Regions from separate parts of the Homo sapiens genome. Here region 2 is linked to region 1. A link is an interaction called in ENCODE POLR2A ChIA-PET data of the cell type or tissue named here. Cell type or tissue: OCI-LY7. All regions are shown on one strand. Links, peaks and the distances in the headings refer to the core of each region. The heading gives the core; the rest is flanking DNA.

The links. ChIA-PET counts read pairs that join two places held together with the same protein. Peaks named below come from ENCODE experiments on the same cell type or tissue, not always from the same donor. Only the 100,000 strongest peaks of a DNase experiment are listed, where the experiment ranks them.
Region 2: POLR2A ChIA-PET joins it to region 1 with 5 read pairs; 4 of 35 experiments call an interaction of 5 or more read pairs at or near these places.

Annotation. Positions count from the first base shown.
Region 1 is chr11:64,175,010-64,179,393 of GRCh38, forward strand. It overlaps LOC124902686 (a long non-coding RNA gene), which reads right to left. Exons shown (of 2, transcript XR_007062712.1): 2 at 93-1,986. Among named protein-coding and RNA genes, the nearest start is that of STIP1, 9.0 kb to the right of the region's middle. In OCI-LY7, for the core only: no CTCF peak of the experiment used is centred there; a DNase peak (open chromatin) is centred at 1,942.
Region 2 is chr11:64,074,935-64,079,318 of GRCh38, forward strand. The region is part of intron 3 of MACROD1 (mono-ADP ribosylhydrolase 1); the gene reads right to left. The region is part of intron 1 of FLRT1 (fibronectin leucine rich transmembrane protein 1); the gene reads left to right. Among named protein-coding and RNA genes, the nearest start is that of FLRT1, 41 kb to the left of the region's middle. In OCI-LY7, for the core only: no CTCF peak of the experiment used is centred there; no DNase peak of the experiment used is centred there.

The sequences.
Region 1 (4,384 bases), core at 262-4,261:
AGGGAGGGCTTCAGCTGCCCCTACTCTGACTTCAGAGAAGGCCCAGGAGGGAGGTAGATGCTTCAGGGACATTTGGATTGAAGTGCACAAAATCCTTTAAAAGTAATGTTTATTGTAATAGATTTTAACAACATAGAAATAAAGTAAAAAGTGAAAGCCAGCAGGGTGCTGTGGCTCAGGCCTGGAATCACAGTACTTTAGGAGGCCAAGGCAGGAGGATCGCTTGAGCCTGGAAGTTCAAGACCAGCCTGGGAAACATAGTAGGACCCTGACTCCACAAAAAATATTGGCCGGGCGCGGTGGCTCACGCCTGTAATCCCAGCACCTTGGGAAGCTGAGGCGGGCAGACCATCTGAGGTCGGGAGTTCGAGAGCAGCCTGACCAACATGGAGAAACCCCGTCTCTACTAAAAATACAAAATTAGCCGGTCATGGTGGTGCATGCCTGTAATCCCAGCTACTTGGGAGGCTGAGGCAGGAGAATTCTTGAACCCGGAAGGCAGAGGTTGTGGTGAGCCAAGATCACGCTATTGCACTCTAGCCTGGGCAAAGATAGCTAAACTCCGTCTAAAAAAAATGAAAGTAAAAATATTAGCTGGGCGTGCTGGTGCACCTGTAGCCCCAGCTAATCTGGGGGCTGAGGCTGGAGAATCACTTGAACCCAGGAGTTCAAGAGTAGCCTGGGCAACATAGTGAGACCCTGTTTCTACAAAAAAAAAAAAAGTGAAAGCCCTTGTTATGGGCTGAATCATGTCTGCCTGAATTCCTATGTTGAAGCCCTAACCCCCAGTAGCTCAGAATGTGACTGTATTTGCATATAGGGCCTTTAAAGGGGTAATTAAGGCTGGGTGCAGTGGCTCACACCTATAATCCCATCACTTTGGGAGGCCGAGGCAGGTGTATCACCTGAGGTCAGGAGTTTGAGACCAGCCTGACCAACATGAAGAAACCCTGTCTCTACTAAAAAATACAAAAATTAGCTTGGTGTGGTGGTACACGCCTGTAATTCCAGCTACTTGGGAGGCTAAGGCTGGAGAATCACTTGAACCCGGGAGACAGAGGTTGCAGTGAGCTGAGATCGCGCCACTGCACTCAAGCCTGGGTGACAGAGCGAGACTCTGTCTCAAAAAAAGAAAGAAAAAAAAAGAGGTAATTAAGTTAAAATCAGGCCATTAGGGTGAGCCCTACTCCAGTCTGACTGGTGTCTTTTTTTTTTTTGAGATAGAGTCTTGCTCTGTTGCCCAGACTGGAGTGCAGTAGCATGATCTCAGCTGACTGCAACCTCTGCCTCCCAGGTTCAAGCAATTCTCCTGCCTCAGCCTCCCGAGTGGCTGGGACTACAGGCGCCTGCCACCACGCCCGGCTAATTTTTGTATTTTTAGTAGACACGGGATTTCACCATGTTGGCCAGGCTGGTCTCCAACTCCTGACCTCAAGTAATCCACCCGCCTCAACCTCCCAAAGTGCAGGGATTACAGGTATGAGCCACTGCGCCTGGCCTGACTGATATCCTTTTAAGAGGAAAGTTCGGGGCTGGGCGCAGTGGCTCACACCTGTAATCTCAACACTTTGGGAGGCCGAGATGGGTGGATCACTTGAGGTCAGGAGTTTGAGACCAGCCTGGCCAATATGGTGAAATCCCATCTCTATTAAAAATACAAAAATTAGCCAGGCATGGTGGCACATGCCTGTAATCCCAGCTACTCGGGAGGCTGAAGCGGGGGAATCACTTGAGCCCAGGAAGTGGAGGTTGCAGTGAGCTGAGATCACGCCACTGTACTCCAGTCTGGGTGGACTCCATCAGAAAAAAAAGGGGTGGGGGGGGGCGGAAAGTTGGACACACAAAGAGACATTAAGGATGCTGGAGTGCAGAGGAGGGACCACGTGAGGATGCAGGAAGAAGGCAGCCATCTGCAAGCCACGGGGAGAGGCCTCGGAGGAAACCACACCTGCTGATGCCTTGAACCTGGGCTTGCAGCCTCCAGAACTGTAAGAAAATACATTTCTGTTGTTTAAGCCACCCCATCTGTGGCATTCTGTTATGACAGCCCCAGCAAACTATCACAGCACACCGCCTCCCTGTTCCCAGTCCACAGAGGTAATTCCTGTAGCCACTGGCTGCGTATCGTAGATTTTTTCCCTGCATGTATAATCATATGTGAAGAGATACACACATAATTTTATTTTTACAAAAATAGGATTCAGCCATACACACTGTTCCACAACTACTATGCTTTTTTTTTTTTTTTTTTTTTTTAACTCACAACACTTCTGACACCAAATGTGTGGGTTTTTTTTTCCCACATCGACCAACTCTCCAACACCATCTGGGTGTCCTACAATTGAATCCATTCTGATACTATCAACCTGGAGTTGGCATCAGCTCCCACACGTTAAGGGCCCAGTCCCACAAGACTACCCCCACTTCAAACTCCAGGAGCAAGTCCTGGGTCCCCCATACTTCTGACATATGAATTGGGGGTTCCCATGACCCCCTCCTCAGGTTCAATAATTTGCTAGAACAGCTCACAGGAAAACAGTTTACTTTTTTTTTTTTTTTTTTTGAGACAGAGTGTCTCTGTCTGGAGTGCAGGAGTGCAGTGGTGCTCGCTGCAGCCTTGAACTCCTGGGCTCAAGCGATCCTCCAGCCTCAGCCTCCCAAGTAGCTGGGAGTACAGGCATGTGCCACTGCACCCAGCCTAACTTACTATTGCCGGTTTATCATAAAGGATAGAAGTTCAGGAACAGCCAGATGGAAGAGATGCATAGGACAAGGTGTGGAAGGCAGGATGCAGAGCCTCCAAGTGCTCTCTGATCACTCCACCCTCCCAGCACCTCCATGTGTTCTTCTCTGAACCCTGTCATTTAGTTGTTTTTTTTTTTTTTGAGATGGAGTTTTGCTCTGTCACCCAGGCTGGAGTGCAGTGGTGCAATCTTGGCTCACTGCAACCCCTGCCTCCCGCCCAGGTCAAGCGATTCTCCTGCCTCAGCCTCCTGAGCAGCTGGGGCTACAGGCGTGTGTCACCACATCCAGCTAATTTTTTGTATTTTTAGTAGAGACGGGGTTTCACCGTGTTAGCCAGGCTGGTCTTGAACTCCTGACCTCAGGTGATCCATCCGCCTCAGCCTCCTAAAGTGCTGGGATTACAGGCGTGAGCCACTATATCCGGCCTCATTTAGGAGTGTTAGGGCGGCTTCATTATACAGGTATAATTGATTAATTCTTGACCACTGGTAATTAACTCAATGTCCACCCCATCTCCCCTCCCCAGGGTTTGAACCCTCTAATCATTTACTGGGTTCCCCTTCTCCTGGCTACCACCCTCATGCGCCAAGAGTCACCTCATTAGCATAAATTTATGGTTGAAAGGGGCTCATTATGAGTAACAAAAGATGCTCCTCTCCCACCATCACTCAAGAAATTACAAGTGTTTCAGGAGCTCTGTGCCAGGAACTGGAAGTGAAACCCAAATATGCATACTTATATTCACAATATCACAACCACTAACTTTTTTCATTCTACCATATGTCCTTGCCATGTCAATATCTACCCAAATGTTGTTTCTTCACACTTGCCAATATCCCATCCTATGGAGGCAGCATCGTGTTTTCCAGTGTCCTCCATAGTTGGACTCAGGTGGTTTCCATCCCTTTTGCTGTCCCAGACAGTGCTGTGTGAGACGTCCTGTGCCACCAGGGTAGGGTCCCTGCGGGAGACATTCCTAAGAGCAGAATCACTTTTGTGTTTTCAATAGCTATTGCTAAGCGTACCTTCCTACGGGCGGTGTAGAAGAGGCACGTATCCCACCCACGTCCACACAGGCACACTCTCTACCACTTGGTATTTCTCAACAGAGGTGCTGGGAAGGAGACAGTGGGGTTGGGCCATTTGGATCTGAGGGGCTACAACAATTCGGCTCAGAAAAGAATAAGCAGAAAAGGGAGTGAGGAAGCCCAGAGGGAAGGTCCAAGGGACCTTCTGGGAAAGGCTGAGGGACCCCCAGGGCAGCGGAGGGTGACCAGTTCCATTGGCTCATTCAACAAACACTAAGCACTGACAATGCCCCGGGCTCTGCACTGGGGTCCAGCACATGGCAATGAAAGAAACGTCTTCCTCGTGGGAAGAAGTCGACACACAAAAGTCATTTCACAGAGTGCTTGGATCAGTGGGCTGGGGCGGCTGGAGAGGAGCAGATGCAACAAGCACTAGCATGACACTGGCTCATGAGAATTCCTGAGAATTTCTGCCATACGTGGCGAAGGGGAAAGTGCAGGAACAAATCCTTGGACATGACTGTTCTAGTTACCTACTGCTGTGGAACAAACTACCTTAAGCTACCTTGCTTTTCTGGCTGGGAACAATAGCAATTTAATTCCTTCTCAAG
Region 2 (4,384 bases), core at 162-4,161, 100 kb before region 1:
AGGGGTCACTTCCCATTAAATCAGTTGGGCTCCTGACCACTGTACCCCTCTCCTTAAGGTTGAAAAGGGAGGTCCAGGAATTCAAGACCCCACCCTAGCCACCTGTGTGCGGACAGGGGGTTCTGGCTTTGGGGAAGGCCTGGGCTCCACTGTGGCTTCAGGAAGCACCTTGGTCTCTCTGGGCCTCTTTCTCTCACTTGGAGAAAACGGTTGGTGAGGCTGACCCCACAGGGCAGCGCATGAGGGTCTGAGGCCATGAGCCTGGACCATTCTGATCCACATGCCAGCTCCAGCCTCTCAGGGACTCCTGGACCATGTCTAGATAGGCTGGGACCTGCCTGGCTGGCCCTTGGCCCCTCCCTCCAGGTGACATCCCATCACCCTGTTTAGACAGAAGTCATCTTTCTGGGTCTAAACCGTTCCCTGGGCACTATCCCAAGCTTGACACTTTATACCCATCATTTCTTCATTGCAATCCAATATTGTTTCCATTTTACAGATGGAAGCAACCGAAGCTCAGAGAGGCTAAATAACTTCCCCAAAGCTGCCCAGCTAGTAGGTGGCAGGGCCCCAGCTGGGCTCAAACCGAGGGAACAGGCAGAGGTGGAGGGATGATCTGGCCTGCTGCCCTCCTTCCCTCAGCAGCCAGATCCTTGTCCCATTCCATCCTGATATGGAGTGACAACCTACACAGCTCTGGCTGAGAAGAAGGGGGACCCCGAATCTGGCCCTGGCTGCTGCTGCTTCTTTTTTTTGAGATGGAGTTGCGCTCTTCTTGCCCAGGCTGGAGCGCAGTGGCACAATCTCAGCTCACTGCAACCTCCACCTCCCAGGTTCAAGGGATTCTCCTGCCTCAGCCTCCCAAGTAGCTGGAGTTATAGACTTGAGCCACCATGCCCAGCTAATTTTGTACTTTTTTAGTAGAGACGGGGTTTCACCATGTTGGTCAGGCTGGTCTCAAACTCCTGACCTCAAGTGATCCACCCGCCTCGGCTTCCCAAAGTGTTGGGATTGCAGGCGTGGGCCACTGTGCCCGGCCTGGCCCTGTCTTCTTGGCATGCTGCTACCTCAGGCTGGGGTGAAGGAAGCCCTGGTTCCAAGTCGCTCTCTCAATCCCTCCTTCCCACAGCCTCCTGGTGGATCCAGCCTGCAGCCAGAGGCCTCTCCCTCAAGCACAGGCTGGCCCTGCCAGTCACCTGCCCCTGCCCTGACCCCAGCGACCTTCCCAGCTCCCAACACATCACCCTTCCCTTGCTGTGCTCCTGCCCCTCCATCTCACCATGCAGGGTCCTGCTTCCTTAGCAAGACCCTCCAGCCCTCACCAGGTGCCCCCATGACCCTCCACTGCATGGGTCAAAAGACCCCACATGCCATGCTCTGACTTGGGGTTAGGGACAGGGACAGGTCTGGAGTCTCCCTGGTGCCCAGAGCAGCCTGGAGACCGTGATTGTCTCCAGTGCCCACAGCAGTGCTTGGCACATCACAGGTGGTCAACTGTACTGGATGGATGGATGGACGGATGGATGGACGGACGGACGAATGGATGGATGGACGGATGATGTCTCATCTGTGCCGGGCCCTGTGCTGGCACTGGGGTCTGGAGACATAGTTGCTTCTCTAAGTTCTCGGCCAGAGAACTTAGTCATCCTCACAACAGCCTTATTGGACAGATACTATCATTATCTCCATTTTCCAGAGGAGGAAGCTGAGGCACAGAGAGAGACGAAATCGCCTAAGAACACACAGCTCAGAAAGAGGTTGGTCCTCCATGTTTTCAGGAGCCGGAGGTTTGATCCAGGACAACACTGCGATGAGCATGTTGTTGTTGGCAGAGCTAGCTAAGGTGGGACCCAGGCTCTGGGCTCCCGTCCCTCCTACTGCGTGAGCAGCCCCCCGGTCCTCCTGCAAGCCTCTTCCTGCCTCCATCCCTTGCCTTCCCAAGCTGCCACACTTACTCATCGGCTTGGGGCTAAGACTTCTTCATGTGGAAGGGATCAGCACGGAGAGAATTTTCACAGCTGGGTTATCACCTCCTAAAAATAGGGCTGAGTGACGGATGGGAGCTGTCGCTAGGCCCTTGAGCTGTGGGGAGTAGATGGGAGGGAGGGAGATAGGGCAGGGTAGGGGGGTCCACAGACCCCAGACCCCACAGGCCTCAGCCCAGTGCCCTCCACCTCAGTCCAGCCTCGGGTAGGCCTGAACCCCTTCTCCCTGATGATGGAGAAACTGTTCTGCAGCTGAGGTCTTCAGAACTGGGTCTGAGCCTCCAGGAGGAGCTACCTGGAAAGGCACCAGCCACAGGGACCCAGTGATTCATTTGCCCAACAGGTACCCCAGGCGGCCAGCTGGAAATGTTTGCATCCAGGGGGTCAGGGAGGCCAGCACCATCTCTCAGGGGCTGTGCTTCCAGAAGCAATGTCTGGGAATTGGGGGCCCCTGTCACGGGGCTGCCCTGCCCTCTGTCCCTCCCCAGCTGTGCCCCGTCCTCGGATTTTCCCCCCAAGCTTCTTGGTTTTTAAAGACCCATCAGCCTTGCCTCAGGACCCAGGTACTGATGGGCATTTGTGGAGACAGACTAGGCTGCAGGCCGCATGTGGGAAGGTGAGGGGCGGGGCAGGGGGGGTCCCTCACTCCCAGTGCACATGTGCACACATTCCACCTAGACACAGACTGACGGGCACACACGAACAGAACTCATAGATGGACGCTCAGAGGCACATGCTGGCACACCCCCACCTGCCGTGCCCCCTTGTTGTCTGGGAGCATCAGCATTCAAACAGGTCTCAGGGGGTCACTACCCCTCACTGCATTGCCGAGGGAGGAGTCCCCAGCCCGTGGCTGGACTGGGCCCTGGCTGGGCCTCCGGCCGCCGCTCGGACATTTGGGCAAGGAGTCTCCTTTGGCTATGGGTGGGCTTCAGGAGCCCAGGGCCCCCTGATTGGTGGCAACAGCAGATATGTTTAGGCCCTTAGACCCTCTGGGGACTGTGGCCTGCAGCCAGCTAAGCCCTGATGGGCCCGTGCTCAGCCTGGCCTCCTTTCCCCTGCCTCCTCCTCAGCGGGGGTCCCAGACGCTCTCCCCGTGCCCAAGGCCCAGGCATCGGGCACAGGGAGGTACAGCAGCTCTGGGAATGGCCTTCCCTTTCACAGTCACACTGCCCTGCGCACCTGCCGGCTTGGGGCTGCAGGCAGCACTCCTTTCCTTCCTCTCAACCTCAACCCTCCTTGTGCCCAGCTCTGTGCCCGCCCCAGAGATGCAGAAAGAACTGGCCATGCCCATGCCCAGTAGGACGTGCCCTCCAGAAGGGAGGTGGGCAGGTGTGCTCTCAGCACAGGTCCCAGGCATGAGACCCCTGCCCTGGCCTCTTCTCCAGCCTGGACCCCTGCCTGCAGGCCTGCCTCCCCTCCCAGTCCCTGGCCCGTCTGCGTTCAGCAGCTGCTCTCAGGGGGCTGAACGGCTGCAGAATTACAATATTAAATGCAGCTGCACCGAAACATGGCCTCAATCCAATTACGCCAGGAAACAAGAGGAGCCACTTAGGCTAATCTGGTTATTCCACCCCGGCCTCCCCTTGCAGCATCGGAGGGATACCCGGGAGGGGAGCTGTCTGGGTGGGCAGTGGTGTGAGCGCGGCCCTGTGCCCCACAGGGTCCCATGGGGGGTGGCCACAGGATTGCCTGGCCCTCTCCTGAGGTGATCATGGCTCCTGCATCCTTGTCCTACAAATATGTGCTCTTCACCGAGCTTTGAGGTGCCCCAGCAGCAAAGGGGGAGCCAGGCTTTGCCCTCAGGGAGGGCACCCCAAGCTGGGGAGACAGGCCACAAGGAAACCCAAAAGACGGGTGACTGCAGGGGGGGAGGCCTCTCTGAGCAGGGGGTGTGGGGGCAGGGGCCAGCTTGAGGACACATAGCTGGCCGTGGAGACTGTCTCGGCAGAGGGGACAGCGAGAACTCAGAGTGGGAGTTTGGCAGGTTCCAGGACATATCTTTATGCCAGTGCGGTTAAGGGTGGTGAATGGCGGAGACAGAGGTCTGTAGACTCCGACAAGGAACATGGATTTGTTCTGAGGGGAGGGTGGTGATGGGACTGGGTTCCCAGGGGCTTGCTGAGCCGCTGTGCGGACAGACCGGGGGCGGTGGGGAGGCGCTGCTGTCTCCTGGCAAGAGATGGTGCAGTGGGGGGCGGTGGACGGGAGGGAGGGAGGTGGTTGGATTCATTGGATTTGGAAAGGACTTGCTGACGACTGTGTGTGGGATGAGGGAAGAGGGTGTGTAGGGAGCCCCACGGCCCCTTCCTGCTCTGGCATGTGGCTTGAGGGGTCACAGGGGCTCCCACCTGTGCTGTGTGCAGCTGGCGCTGCAGATGCCTCTGGGAATGAGACAG